Linked DNA regions of Homo sapiens: region 2 is linked to region 1. A link is a contact called in ENCODE Hi-C or POLR2A ChIA-PET data. All regions are on one chromosome and are shown on one strand. The core of a region is the stretch at or near the end of the contact, and the rest is flanking DNA. Distances in the headings are between cores, read along the strand shown.

Region 1 (7,240 bases), core at 1,699-4,198:
AATTTTAGTATTTGTCATCTCTCAGGACAGATACAATTAATAGGAAATAGAAGTTTGAAGAAACAGAGATGGCACATCATAGCAAACTAAGTTCAAAACAGAATAACCCCAGTGCATCAAGGTTAAGGTGGGACAGTGGTTTGTGATGCCAGGGAGAGTGGGGAAATTGTGATGATGCTGGTAGACCTGGGCAGACTGTGTTCCCAGCCACACCCGCCAACAGAGGAGGAAGGTGCTGGTACTGATGTCCCCACCCGAGAGTCTGTCCTGGCCTTGGTTTTCCACAGTGAGGGCTCGTTCTAATGTTGCACAATGTCATACTCAGATATCACTGTGACCTGTTACTATGCTTTAGAACCCGAGAGGCCTCTGTTCACATGGCAGCATGTGTGAGTGGATGCTCCCGGAGCAGGTGGAGTGGTGGCGCTGGATAGCGGTAAGAGCGGGGGCTCCAAAGGCAGAACTTCCAGCTTCACATCTCAGCTCTGCACCTGCTCGCTGTATGACTTTAGCAAGCAACTGGATCTTTCTAAGCGTCAGCTTCGTTGTCTTAAATGGTAGTTGGTAATAATAGTCCATGCTTCGTAGCATCACTTTTGTGTTCAAGCAGAATGCTGAGCACACTGGCAAATAATAAGAGCTCGTAAATATTAGTTGTTGTGTCACTGTTGTCATTAGAGGGAAGCCAGAGTCCCTTTCAGGAGCCCTGTGTTTAGGGGCAGTGTGTCCTCACAAAACAATAACAGTAATAATGATGGTGTTAGCAGCAACAGCAGTAATCATGGAAACGTTGATTAAGCATTTACTGTATCTGAACCCTGCGGCTGTTCCTGCTTTCAGCCACTTCTGCATTGAGAAGGGCCGGGGATGTGGTGGAAGCTAGATGTCACCAAGTAGGGGGATGTAGATTCACAGCGGTCTATTCTGGTTCCTCTTGGGAGGTTCAAACCTTGGGGAGGTTCAAAAGCCAGTTTTGGCCACTTGTGCTCTTCTGCTGTGCCTAGACAGGATCGTTTCTGATGGTTATATGCATGGTGGTGGCTGAGGTCCGCTGTCTGGAATTGAATTGGGGTTCCTTGCCTCCCACTCCCTCATTTGGAAACCTTTTCTTGTTATTAAATCAGTTAGAGGGGGCCAGGCGCGGTGGCTCACGCCTGTAATCCCAGCACTTTGGGAGGCCGAGGTGGGCAGATCACGAGGTCAGGAGGTAGAGACCATTCTGGCTAACACTGTGAAACCCTGTCTCTACTAAAAATACAAAAAATTAGCCGGGCATGGTGGCGGGTGCCTGTAGTCCCAGCTACTCGGGAGGCTGAGGCAGGAGAATGGCGTGAACCCAGGAGGCAGAGCTTGCAGTGAGCCGAGATCGTGCCACTGCACTCCAGCCTGGGCAACAGAGTGAGACTCTGTCCCCTCCCCCCCGCAAAAAAAAATCAGTTAGAGCTTAGTGTAACTTACCAGCGCAAGTGAGAGACAGACTTTCGTAAGATATGACAGCAATCTAGATTTTTTATATAGGACCTATTTATAAATATTGTTGAATGAGTACTCTCCGAGTTACTTTTTCTGTATTCACCATCAGGTCACACAGTAGAGTAGTTCATTAATTTCTTGTTGTCTTCTGTTTTGCAGTTAGTTAATGTTCCATATAAAGAAACTGTCATGTGACACCAGTACCTCCTAAAATTGGTCAGTGTGGTAGATGGTTTAGAGAAAAAAGGAACCTGTTCCACAGGGCTGTGACCATTCGAGGGAAGCACATTCAAAGATGTAGATCCCCTCAGAGAAGTTTTCCATTTCCCTGAAGTTAAAGATCTTCAAATGACTGCAAATAACATGAGGATATATAGAAAAATGCCCTTCCCCAATTTCCAAATCGTGAAAATTTGGCTCAGCAGGTAAGTATTTCTGTTTGTAGTTGTTTATAAAACAGTGAAGACATACCTTTTAAAATCAATCACAGTCCTTAGATAAATTCCTCCCATTCTTCCTCCCCAGACTCCTATCCATTAAGAGTTGTGTCTCTGAATTCAAATTTCATAAAACACTGAGTTCCCTTCAGAAGTAAATAGTGCATTTCCTAGGAGTGTCATTGCCAACTGCAAAGACAGAGCAGTATTTTTCAGTGTTGCAGCATAGAGCCTGCAACAATCTGGAGGTTGTGGCTGTGATTTCAGTCTTTGGGGGACAATTAGGAAAGTAAAGCTAAGGCCAAAGATAATTGACATGTGGAAAGAGACAAAGGACAGTCCGAATCTCGTAGGAGGAAGGGAGCGGTCCTGAGAGACCAGAGCTAGGCAGGCAGCTGTCGCTAAGAATGGAACTTAGTGATCTGCTGTGGGCCCAGAGCGCTCAGTGAGAACTCAGAGGACTAGGAAACAGGCTTGATAGCAGTATGACTTTTAATGCTAAGCTCTGCCTTCTGGTGATATCCTGACCTACTCCAGCACTTCAGAGCACTCTAGGGTTTGATCTCAGTAAATAACTTGGAAATGCAACCACCTTTTTGTTGGAAAGAAAGTAATAATGTATCCGGAAAGAAAGCAGGTTGGAAAACACCAGTGTTTCCAAATCTTTGATAGATTTGAATTTGGGGATTCATATCATTGGCTGCTTTTCAGCCACATGTGCTCACCTTTGTACCCCCGCCTACCCTGCCCCACCCCATGAGGTTAATGCTTCACACAGAAGGATGGTAGAACGAAGTGGGGCAGTTTCAATGAAAGGGAGCATTAAGCTGAGCTCTGCCTCTTTCCTTTGTCTGCATGTCTGGTAAACACAACTTAATGGATTGTGCCTCCTCCTTCCCCCAGTATACTCCCATGAAGCCCCTAAAGAATAAGTTTATCCCATAGCAATCTATGGTATGGTGTCATATTGGGAGTCTTGAGCTGAAAAGTACTTTCTCACGGTATATTGACGCAAGAGCTTCCAGCTGTCCAGAGCGCAAGAGCCAGCGCCAGTCCCCAGAGGGTTGCTATGGGAACACTGTTATGGCAACTGGTTTTCATCACAGACTCTGCAGTTCCATTGGCTGAACTATAACCACACGCTAGTCCTTTAATGGTTAACAGTAACTTTAAAATCATTTGAAATTTAAAAATAATTTCTGGTGGTGTGGAATAGCTAGGGAGGGCAGTGTGGCCAGCCGCGCAGCTATGGTGTGAGCTGACCCCATTCAGAATATTGAAAAACATGCTCATTTAAAAAAAGAATGTATTTTTACGTTGATCAGAACAATTTATCATGAAAGCATTGATTATTTATTTTTCCCCCATTGTAAACTTTATACAACTTGCTTAAATGAATCCTTGTGTTGCCTCTGCTGGTCACTCTCACTAGGCCACTTCCTTCTGTTGAGTCTCTTCTTCCCTCTCTGTAAGCACCAACTTCCTCAACTTTTTCTCACAGTGTTCAAGCTTAACACATAATTTTACCAATGAGAGCAGCTGAGAAGTTTCGAGCTGCCTTTTGGTGATCTCAGACTCTTTCACTGAGCTTCAGGCCGGGACAGTCAAGAGTCACTCCTGCAATCCGCTGTCCTGGCCTTCCTTAACTCACAGTTTTACAACTTGCCAAAACTAAATTGCCTTTGCGGTCAACTGCTTTTCCTTTCAGACTTAGGAGATGTTAGGAACCATGAGCGTTGCAGTCTGTGCAGTCTGCGCCTGCCTTTCTAAGTTTGGCCATCCTGGGAAGTAGAAGTGTAAAAGCTGTAGAATTTGAAACTTTTGGACCACAACTCAAAACAAGTGTATGGAGACCCAGTATTACATGTACACAGGCACGTCTACCTGAAACAAAGTCACTGGCCGTACCATGTGCAAGGCACATTCTTATGTTTTCTAATCTGTTGTGTTTCTTTTTAAAAATATGCTGGTGGTTATCCTCAAAATTGGTTGACAACTCATTAATGTATGGTGGTCAGCAGTTTGAAAACCACTGATTTTTTTTTTGAATTTCAAACTTTTATGTTAATTTCAGGGGTATATGTGCAGGATGTGCAGGTTTGTTGCATAGGTGAACATGTGTCATGGTGGTTTGCTGCACACATCATCCTATCACCCGGATATTAAGCCCGGCATCCACTAGCTATTCTTCCTGATCCTCTCCCTCCTCCCACCCGCCATCCTCCAACAGGCCCCAGTGTGTGTTGTTACCCCTGTGTGTCCATGTGTTCTCATTGTTCAGCTCCTACTTACAAGTGAGAACGTGGTATTTGCTTTGCTGTTTCTGTGTAAGTTTGATAAGGATAATGGCCTCCAGCTCCATCCATGTCCCTGCAGAGGACATGATCTCATTCCTTTGTATGGCTGTGTGGTATTCCATAGTGTATATGTACCACATTTTCTTTATCCAGGCTATCATTGGTGGGCATTTGGGTTGATTCCATGTCTTTGCTATTGTGAATTGTGTCGCAGTGAACATACATGTGAGTGTGTCTTTATAATAGAATGATTTATATTCCTTTGGTTATATACCCAGGAATGGGATTGTTGGATTGAATGGTATTACTGTCTCTAGGTCTTTGAAAAATTGCCACACTGTCTTCAACAATGGTTGAACTAATTTACACTCCCACCAATAGTATAAAAGCGTTCCTTTTTTCTCTACAACCTCACCAGCATCTGTTATTTTTTAATTTTTTGATAATAGCCATTCTGACTGGTGTGGGATGGTAGCTTATTGAGGTTTTGATTTGCATTTCTCTAATGATCAGTGATGTTGAGCTTTTCTTCTTGTGTTTGTTGGCTGCATGTATGTCTTCTTTTGTGAAGTGTCTGTTCGTGTCCTTTGCCCACTTTTTAATGGAGTTGTTTGGAAAACCACCGATTAAAGCAATTATCAGTAGAATTAAAGAAGGAAATGACCTGTTAGATGAATCTAGGACAAAAGGACTATAATTCTTTTTTGATTTTTTTTAATATGGAGATAACACTTGGCTCTCATTGTTAGTGTGAAATTTAGCAGATTATAGAACCTACAGTACTTCAAAATGCTAAATACTTCTGCCGTAATATGTAATTCTTAAGTTTAAAATGAGGAGACGTCCATAGAAGAACCGAGAACAGAAACTTGTAAGCCATCTGTTAGAAAATTGGCAGTATGTATAGCTGATCACCTTGGGCTGGTTGCACATTGTTGGATAAAGCAAGATTAAACAAGGTATTACAAAATAAATGGGAGGTCAGTTAAAGTACGAGATAGGTTTGGCTGGGTGTGGTGGCTCACGCCTGTAATGCCAGCACTCTGCGAAGCCAAGGCGGGCAGATCACTTGAGCTCAGGAGTTTGAGGCCAGCCTGGGCAACATGGTGAGACCTCATCTCTACAAAAAATACAAAAATTAGCCAGGTGTGGTGGCGCGCACGTGTAGTCCCAGCTACTTGGGTTGAGGTGGAAGGATTGTGTGAGCCCAGGAGGTCGAGGCTGTAGTGAGCAGTGATCACACTGCTGCGTTCCAGCCTGGGTGACAGAGTGAGACCGTGTCTCAAAAATAAGTAATAAATTAATTAAGTATAAGATAGGTTTGGGGCAAGAATAGTTGCAAGGAGTCTAGTGTTACGCGTCAAGTGTCTGTTGAGAGGACAGTGGCTTGGCCCTTTGAAAATTATTTCCTAAGACTCAGTGCTAAATTACATTTCTTTTAATGTAAATTTTCTTATTGGCAGTATAACATACATACAGAAAAATTACTAGAGTATCACATCATGATAGGTTTTTCACAAAGTAAACATTTCACACAGTAAACAAAGTAACTAGCGCCCCAATCAGAAAAGGTAATTGTTATTAACTCCCCAGAAATCTCTTCATGTCCTCTTCTAGTCATAGCCATGGTCCTAATTTCTAACATCATAATTTTTAAAAAATATCGGCGTGTAATTCACATACCATCAGTTGTACCCATTTAAAGTGTACAAAGGTTGTCAGCATATTCACAGTTACACAACCATCACCACAGTCTTAGAACACTTTCGTCATTCCAAAAAAGAACCCCGTTTGCCTGTGTTTAACAATTTGCCTGTTTATAAATGGAATCAAACAGTATGTGCTTGACTTCTTTGGCTCAGCTTAGGGGTTCTGATACTTACTCATCCCCAATGTGTGTAGTTGTGGTTTTTCAGTCTTGATGCTGTGTCTCACAATTTATTCTACTGATGATGGACATGTGAGTTGTTTCTGGTTTTTGCATGGATGTTTTATATGTGTTTCTTGGTGAATATACATCTCTCTATTTATATTCACAAGAATATATACCAAGGTATGAAATTTCTGGGACATAGGGTATGTATAAACTTGGCTATTAGAGTTATTGTCAAAGAGTTTTCCAAAGGAAAACCTTATACCAGTTAACACATTCCCACAGCAGGAGTTGAGAGTTCCAGTTACTCTGCCTCCTTGCCACACTTGATATATCCTCTGTCATTTTCATTTTAGCCCTTCTGGTAGTCATAATGGTATCACGTTGTGGCTTTAATTTGCATTTCTCTAATGGCTAATATAGTTGAGTACCTTTTTTCATATGTTTAATGGCCATTTGGATGTTATCTTTTGTGAAGCTCCTGTTCAATGCTTACTTTTGTCCATTTTTCCCCTACTGAATTGCCTGCTTTTTTCTGACTGATTTATAGTACTTTCTGTATTCTGGCTAGATATCTGTATTGCAAATAAGCCTCCCACTTGGTGGCCACCCTTTGTGCCAGGTTACCTTTTATGCATTGGAGAAATAATCTTATGACTGACTCAGATATTGACATAACCTTTGCCAACTATCTTTGCCCAATAGATTTTATAAAAATCAAATCATATGTCAAGCTTAAATAACAATTCTTCCTCTTGTTTAATGATGTCATCATAGTGGCATGTTTAAGAGTGTAAGATTTGTGAGAAGAGGAAATTATGTGAATGTTTGCACTTTTTTGTTAACTGTTGTATTGGATTATTTCATTTCAGATATGGCTGTTTTTGTTTTGCTTCTTTTGATGTGCAAGTTCATGTGCCATAAATGTGTGGTGTAGACACTACTAGTTACTTACGCAATGTTCATTCTCTCTCCTTCTCTACTAACAGAGCCCTAATTTGTTTAGAACTGTAATATGCACAGTTAAAACAACTTGTCCTCTCAGGACCTTTTGCAGTTAGGGTTGGTCGTATGACATGGTCCTGCGAAGAAGATACGGATAGAAGTCTGTGGGTGAGTGGGACTGCCTGGAAACCTGTTGCTTTACTAAGAGAAAGAGA
Region 2 (7,240 bases), core at 2,394-4,893, 51 kb after region 1:
GGCTAGGAGTTCAAGACCAGCCTGGCCATAGTGAGACCCCTGCTCTACTAAAAAAAAATTAAATGATCTAAATCTGCTATCATGGAGAGAGGGTGGTGACTGGAGGGAAAGACACTGGATTTTCATCACATATCTGCCATTAAATGGTGTAACGCCTTGAGTTACTAATCTCATGGTTCCATCTATAAAATTACCAATTGACCCATCTCTAAGATTCCTCAAACTGAATTCACTATTACTCAATAAACAACTTACTCGGATAGTTCCCTCGTGCCTCTAGCAGTCATTTTTGCAATTTTTACAACAGGCATCTTATACACAGCACAATCTTCCCTCCCCTTTTTCTCTACCTTCCTAACTTCTAGCCTTCTGCCAGTGCTGCTCTCATTTCAGTTACTGCTACAGCCTCTCCCGGGCTGGAAGGGTGTGTCTCATCATTAACCAGTGCCTAAAGGATTTACTGCTTCATCAACAGACCGAAGCAAATATTTGTAAACTCAAAAGCTAAACAGAGTTTAATCTGAGCTGTCTCTGGGATTAATGAAGTAGAAGATGGATGGAACCTCTTTATTCTAGGTAGAAGGGCGAGATTTCAAAGGTTATTGATTGAGAAAACAGTAGCTAAGTGCTACCTGGAAAGGGTTGTCCAAACATGAGTTGGTGTAGGAGTCAAGGGGAAAACAGAGGTGATCTCAATACGGTTTGTGAAAGGCACATATATATATGTATGTATATATGTATATGTGTATATATATATATTTTTGTAAAGTTTCAGGCAACACTCAGATTTATTAGAGTATTCTGAATATTCTTTAGAAGACACAAACTGTTATGTAGCTTCCTCTAAAGCCAAAGCTCACACCAGTGGTTTTGAGGTAATAGGGCTGGGTGTGTGTTCCAGCACTGCCGTTTACCAGCTGTGGGGACTTGGGAAGGTTGTGTAACCTCTCGAAGTCTGTTTCCTCCCCTGTAAAATGGGAATGAAAACAGGACTTCTTCAGAAGTTGGGAGAATTAAAAGAGAACGCTTAGAAGATGCTTGGAAGAGAGGTGAGAATATATTAAGTGTTACATGAATACCAGTTACTCTTTCTATTAAAAAGTGAGGCTGGGGTGGTGTCTCACACCTATAATCCCAGCACTTTTGGGAGGCTGAAATGGGAGGACTGCTTGAGGCCAAGAGTTTGAGACCATCTTGGGCAACATAGCCAGACCTTGTCTCTACAAAAATTAAAAAAAAAAATTAGTAAGGCGTGGTAGTGCATGCCTGTGGTCTCAGCTACGCTGGAGGCTGAGATGGGAGAATTCCTTCAGCAGAGGGTGTTGAGGCTACTGTGAGCTGTGATTGCGCCACTGCACTCCAGCCTGGGCAACAAAGCAAGACCCCGTCTGAAACCCTCCCCCGCCACTATTCCTAGCCTTTACTAGGAGTCTGCACCCCAATTCAGAGAGCTTCAAAATGTAGATGAGAAAGTCCATTTCGTGGACAAGCAAGGAAACGTAGAATGCTTGCAGATGTACCACCCACCGTGGCCACATCAATTCAGGAAGCTCAGGAGGAGAAGGGTAAGGAAATGAGTTTTTAGAGAACTCCTAAACAGGAGCTTCCTACCTGCTGCACTTCATTGAATCCTCACAGAGACATCATTCCCATTTTCTTTCTTTCTTTTTTTTTTTTTTTTTTTTTGAGACAGAGTCTCGCTTTGTCACCAAAGCTGGAGTGCAGTGGCCTGATCTTGGCTCACTGCAACCTCCACCTCCCGGGTTCAAGTGATTCTCCTGCCTCAGCCTCCTGAATAGCTGGGACCACAGGCACACGCCACCACGCCCGGCTAATTTTTATATTTTTAGTAGAGATGGGGTTAGTAGAGATATAGTATGTTGGTCAGGTTGGTCTTGAACTCCTGACCCTGTGATCCACCTGCCTCGGCCTCCCAAAGTGCTGGGATTACAGGCGTGAGCCACTGCGCCTGGCCTCCCATTTTCATAGAAAAGGTCACAGAGTCATAAGGAGGCTGAACTGGGAGTCTAACTCTGCTATTCTGTCTTCTGCCTCTTGCATAAAAACTCAACACGGGTAGGAGCTTTCTGTCTTGATCTCAGCTGGGCTGCCCTGGTAAACCTGTGTAGAAAGCAGTCACATCGACTCCCAAGTGGGGGCTCTTTGCGTGATAGTGCAAGCATCAAAACCTAAGAGAAGGAAGCAGGGCAGGGGCTCTTTGGATCACCCAGGCTGGAGTGCAGTGGCGTGATCTCAGCTCACTGCAACCTCCGCCTCCTGGGTTCAAGTGATTCTCCTGCCTCAGCCTCCCATGTAGCTGGGATTACAGCGCGCCACAACGCCCGACTAATAGAAGCCTCTGGAGCCCCTTCCACGTGCACGGTGGTGTGGGAGAGACACGAACAGCAGACATGCATCCAGTGCTCAGACCTGCCTGCCGGGAGGCAGAAGAGAGCAGGCCACAAGAATAGGCCGGGCCTGGTGGCTTTCACCTCTAATGCCAGCACTTTGGGAGGCCCTGGCGGGAGGATTGCTTAATGCCAGGAGTTTGAGACTATCCTGGGCAACACAGCGAGACCCTATCTGTAAAAAAAAAAAAACAAAAAATAAAAAAATTAGTTGGATGTGGTGGTAAACGCCTGTAGTCCCAGCTGCCCAAAAGGCTGAGGCAGGAAGATCCCTTGAATCCGGGAGTTTGAGAGTACACTGAGCTATGCTCACACCACTGCGCTCCAGCCTGGGTAACAGAGTGAGACCCTGTCTCTAAACAGACAAAAAAAAGAATGAGACAGGTAGTAGTTGCCGTAGAAGGTGGAAGGTGGAACCCACAGCCGGGAGCTAACTGGGTAATTAACGTGAATTGTAGCTGGTCACATCCAGTTTTTTTTTTTTCTTTTTGAGACGGAGTCTCACTCTGTCGCCCAGGCTGGAGTGCAGTGGTGTGATCTCAGTTCACTGCAACCTCTGCCTCCTGGGTTCAAGTGATTCTCCTGCCTCAGCCTCCCGAGTAGCTGGGATTATAGTGCGCCACCATGCCTGACTAATTTTTCTATTTTTAGTAGAGATGGGGTTTCACCATGTTAGCCAGGCTGGTCTCCAACTGCTGACCTCAAGTGATCTGCCCGCCTTGACTCCCAAAGTGCTGGGATTACAGGCGTGAGCCACTGCACCCAGCTGGGTGACTTTTTTTATTGCCTCTCTGAGAAGGTTAAGCCTGCCTCTGAATTATTGTCAGGAAAACAGTGTCATCAGGTCAGTTCTCCAGCAAAAAATCTTTCCTCCCAGTTATCGGGAGGAAATGATCTACTTGAATGATACTAAAGATAGAATCTGTTGTTTTTGGCGACCTTATGAGCACATTTCAATCCTAATCCAAAGGATTTTCATTGAACTAGTTCACTAATAATCTGGCCAACGAGGAAGACAAAAAGGGCTGACCCTAAAAAGACAATTCCCATCCAAGCAGAGAGAGAGATGGAGTTACTCACGCCAAGTCAGAAAGTCATTTTCGGGGGCATTTGGAAATCTTTGGAGTGAACTTCCCGATGCTATGAACATTGTTTGAGACCCTGGAGACACTGCCTGTGTCACTGTGGGTTTCCCAGCTTCCAGCCGGGGAACTCCAGACTCCAGCCGGGGACAGCTGGGTGTGGAGGAGCGGATGTGGAGGCAACGCCAGCAGCACAAACAGCAGCTCTCCTCCCGGCCGGCAGACACATGGAAGGACAGCCTCTTTCAGCCTCATTCAGCCGCGAGCCAGAAATGCTCCAATTGTTCAGAAGACCCTGGGCGACTCAGCACCGGATATGAGCGCACATTCTGCCAGGAGGACGTTGTCAGGAGCCACGCGTGGCTCATCTGTTTTTGACACAGAGGGGATATTGATGACCAGCCACTGATTTCAGAAGACAGAGAAGGGGTGCTTTCCTCTCTGGAAGGAGGGGAAACTTCAAAGCAAACAATGCTCCAAAGAAGAAAGGAATCGGTTGTTCTAGAACTAAAGAAGGGAAATGACAATCCGTCTCTTTAGACCTTAGAGAAAAAAAAAAAAAAATGAAGAAGGCGGTATATTCCCAGCAGATCAGTAAAAGCTGTAAGGAAAAGTTTTGGCAGACATCCCAGGAATAAATATGAGGAAAAGGTTAGAATTCTTCTTTATGATAAAAAGATATTTATTTCCTTGACAAATCCTCAGTGATGAATTCCTTACATAAAAGATGTCCCAGGAGACCACGGGAAATAATGCCACATTGCAGACTGCAGGATAAACGTGTCATCTCTGGGGACTGTTATAGAGAATTAGATGTGATTTTTAACATGAAAAAATGCATGCTTGGAGAACTTTTCATCAGGCTTAGAAATTTTAGAAATAAAATAGTTCATTTCAGAGAGCATTGAAATTGAAGCTCTTTGAAAACCAAGCACCTTTTGATGGTGGCTGGGAGTCTCTGGAAGAGCTTTGCTTTCTGGCTAGATTCCATGGCTCACTGGCACTCGGTGAAGAGTGCAAATGTAATTTAACAGAGAGAGAGGAGAATGGAAAAAAATAACTGAACATTCATTTTAAAAAATTAGCAGCATCCAGTAAAATACCCAGCTGAAACTATGGTTTGTAAATCCTACAGTTTCCATTTCTTAGGCTGTGAAATGAGGGAGCTGACCTATCTTCTGGGTCCAAGCTTGTTAGGCTATTGCAATACCAACGTTTGCAGGTTAACTGTGAATTTCAGTCATCCTCATTCTGTGCTCCCAGCAAAGGAGCACTGCAACAGAGGGCTGGCCCTAAATGGGAACAGAGAAACGCTCGTGGGAAGTGATAGTTATATCTCTTTTTAGTATTTAAAATTTCATCACAGTCCTACCCAGTCAGGAGGCTGAGGCAGGAGGATCGCTTAAGCCCAGGAGTTTGAGGCTGGAGTGAGCTAGCATTGCACCACTGCACTCAGGGCGACAGAGCGAGACCCTGTCTCAAAAAAAAGTTATCATTGGAAAGTCATTCATTTAGGTTATACATTGTCATTTGGTCCTGGTTCCCTTTAGTGGGCAAATGCTCCTTTATTAGTAACACCTCAGGGGATAAATATAGCTGTGTAAATGACTTTGTCTTTATTTCCCCCAAAATAAGAACAGAAAGGGATAACGACTCTGTCTCCCTCTCAATTTTGACTCAGGCCAGTCCTGCTCAAACATGTCCAGAACCATCCATTCCCCAGAAAGAGATTTCGCAGCTCTCCCTGGGCACACGGTCCAGCATAAACAAACCCTGGCACAATCCGACTTTGGCTGCGCCCTGGGGCAGAGCAGAGGCTATGACCAAAATTAAGGCCCCTGGAATCCTGTCCATTGTTAGACCTAAAAGGAGAGGCCACAGGCCATGGGTAATGGAGGACTTTAAAAGGCCAGGAACAGAGATACAGGGAGGAGAAGGAGGAAGGACAAAAGAGAAGGGATGAAGACAAAACCGAAAAACGTCGTGTGATTTATATCAGCGCAAGGCAGTGAATTCTGAGCTGAACACAGCCGCCATCATGACGCTGACAGAGCCTATCAGCTCCCCTCTCTGTTTGGAGAGATGTCAGATAGCTGGCACTCTCATTGTTACATTAGTTATTAATAAACTCCTTAACAATGGGAGGAAGTGCTAGCATTCAGAGAATGGGAGTGTGTCAACAGCTGAGGACTGAATGTGGACGGATCCCAGGCAATGCCAGGCCCATGTTTAGCACAACCTGTTTTCTCCCAGAACAGAAAGTGTCAGAGCCAGGGTACAATGACAGACTGCAAGTTTTGTTTCATTTCTCGTTTTTTAAACCCAAGATCCATCACCAGATTCTTCGCAATCTTGCTGATCACACTGCAGATGACTCAATGGCCATCTCAGTAATCACACAGCCAAATTCCTACTTGAAAACACAACATATCCCTTAGTTTTACAGAGAATGGGTCGTTTATGGCCCTAGACTTCTAGTCGAGAAGCCAAGATCAGCCTCATCATCTCATTTAAGAAATGCTGCAGTCCCATTTATTCGTTTCAGTGGTTAATACAACAAGCCACACGTCCCTGCAGCACACTGGGTATTTCCTAAGTGGGTTTGTGCTATTTTCCTTAAAAAGCCTGAGAACAAAAACTAACTCTCCTAACTCCCATTGAAATCAGAACTGTTCTCTGATGGCTTGGCCAGGTGTGGTGGCTCAAGCCTGTAATCCCAGCATGTTGGGAGGCCGAGGCAGGCAGCTCACTTGAGCTCAAGAGTTCGAGACCATCCTGGCCAACATCATGAAACCCCATCTCTACTAAAAATACAAAAATTAATTAGCCAAATGTGGTGGTGGGCAACTGTAGTCCCAGCTGCTCAGGAGGCTGAGGCAGGAGAATCGCAGATAACCCGGGAGGAAGAGGTTGCAGTGAGCCGAGATCATGCCACTGCACTCCAGCCTGGGCGACAGAGCAAGACTCCATCTCAAAAAACAAAATGAATGAATGAATGAGCTGTTCTCTGATGGCAAATCCCCAAAACAACACTTAGAACAAATCTCAGGCTCTGTCTCACTTTCAGACAAGCTATGAATGGGCTGTGTGTCTTCACCTACAAAGATACACCCAGTTATTGTTGCTTTGTTGTTGTTATTCCCTTTTTTCTCCCCTCCAACATTTTCTGGAATTTCAAGTAACATGAGATGGGAAGGAAGGAATAAACCCATTCAAGTTCTTTCAACATGGATTTTGGATTCTTTTTTTAAAAGACCCTGAACATGTCTTAACCAGATGGTTTGAATTCATAGTTGTTCTCTCAAACTGTACCTGAACTTTCTGCAAATGTGTTACCTGAAGACTTAGGAGTGAAAGCAACAGAGAGACGCAGCTACAAATGTGGAAGCAATCACTGGGCTGTCACAGGGCAGAGTGAATCCAATGCACCCTGCCTGCTCCCCCTCCAGTGGTCAATAACAGAGGCACTGAGCACCTGCACAAATGGATTCAGGACGCGGGTTCCACGACTTTCCTCCCATCTGAATGCCACTCAGTGCTGCATGGGGAGGTGAGAATTTCATTCCTTTTCTTCCAACACAGGCTTACAGCTCTGATTCAGATGGTTCACCACCTCTAAGGGCCTCCACTTAAATACAGGTCTACGGGGTCTCACAGGGGACAGCTCTGCGTATCACTACTACGGGATTCAGGGCCCTGATCTCAAGCCTTAACCAATCACTTTAACTACGCTGAAATCATCTGCCATTG

The links. A loop is a pair of places that touch in the nucleus more often than their neighbours do. ChIA-PET counts read pairs that join two places held with the same protein, here RNA polymerase II (POLR2A). Pooled maps may share reads with other maps.
Region 2: a loop to region 1 is called in a pooled map, with 2.7 times the contacts of the local background. The contact joins two enhancer-like sites. A Hi-C loop is called at or near these places in 1 of 168 maps with a recorded cell type or tissue (OCI-LY7) and 2 of 50 pooled maps. POLR2A ChIA-PET finds 5 or more read pairs at or near these places in 2 of 52 experiments (MCF 10A and WTC11).

The regions. Positions count from the first base shown.
Region 1 is chr10:13,630,928-13,638,167 of GRCh38, forward strand. It overlaps a transcript of PRPF18 not described here. Among named protein-coding and RNA genes, the nearest start is that of PRPF18, 48 kb to the left of the region's middle. Within about 2 kb of position 2,949, at least 10 of the 41 ENCODE cell types and tissues checked have a DNase peak (open chromatin) inside an H3K27ac peak, as active enhancers do.
Region 2 is chr10:13,680,833-13,688,072 of GRCh38, forward strand. All of the region lies in intron 15 of FRMD4A (FERM domain containing 4A), which reads right to left. Among named protein-coding and RNA genes, the nearest start is that of PRPF18, 97 kb to the left of the region's middle. RefSeq lists a silencer at 5,875-5,994. Within about 2 kb of position 3,644, at least 24 of the 41 ENCODE cell types and tissues checked have a DNase peak (open chromatin) inside an H3K27ac peak, as active enhancers do.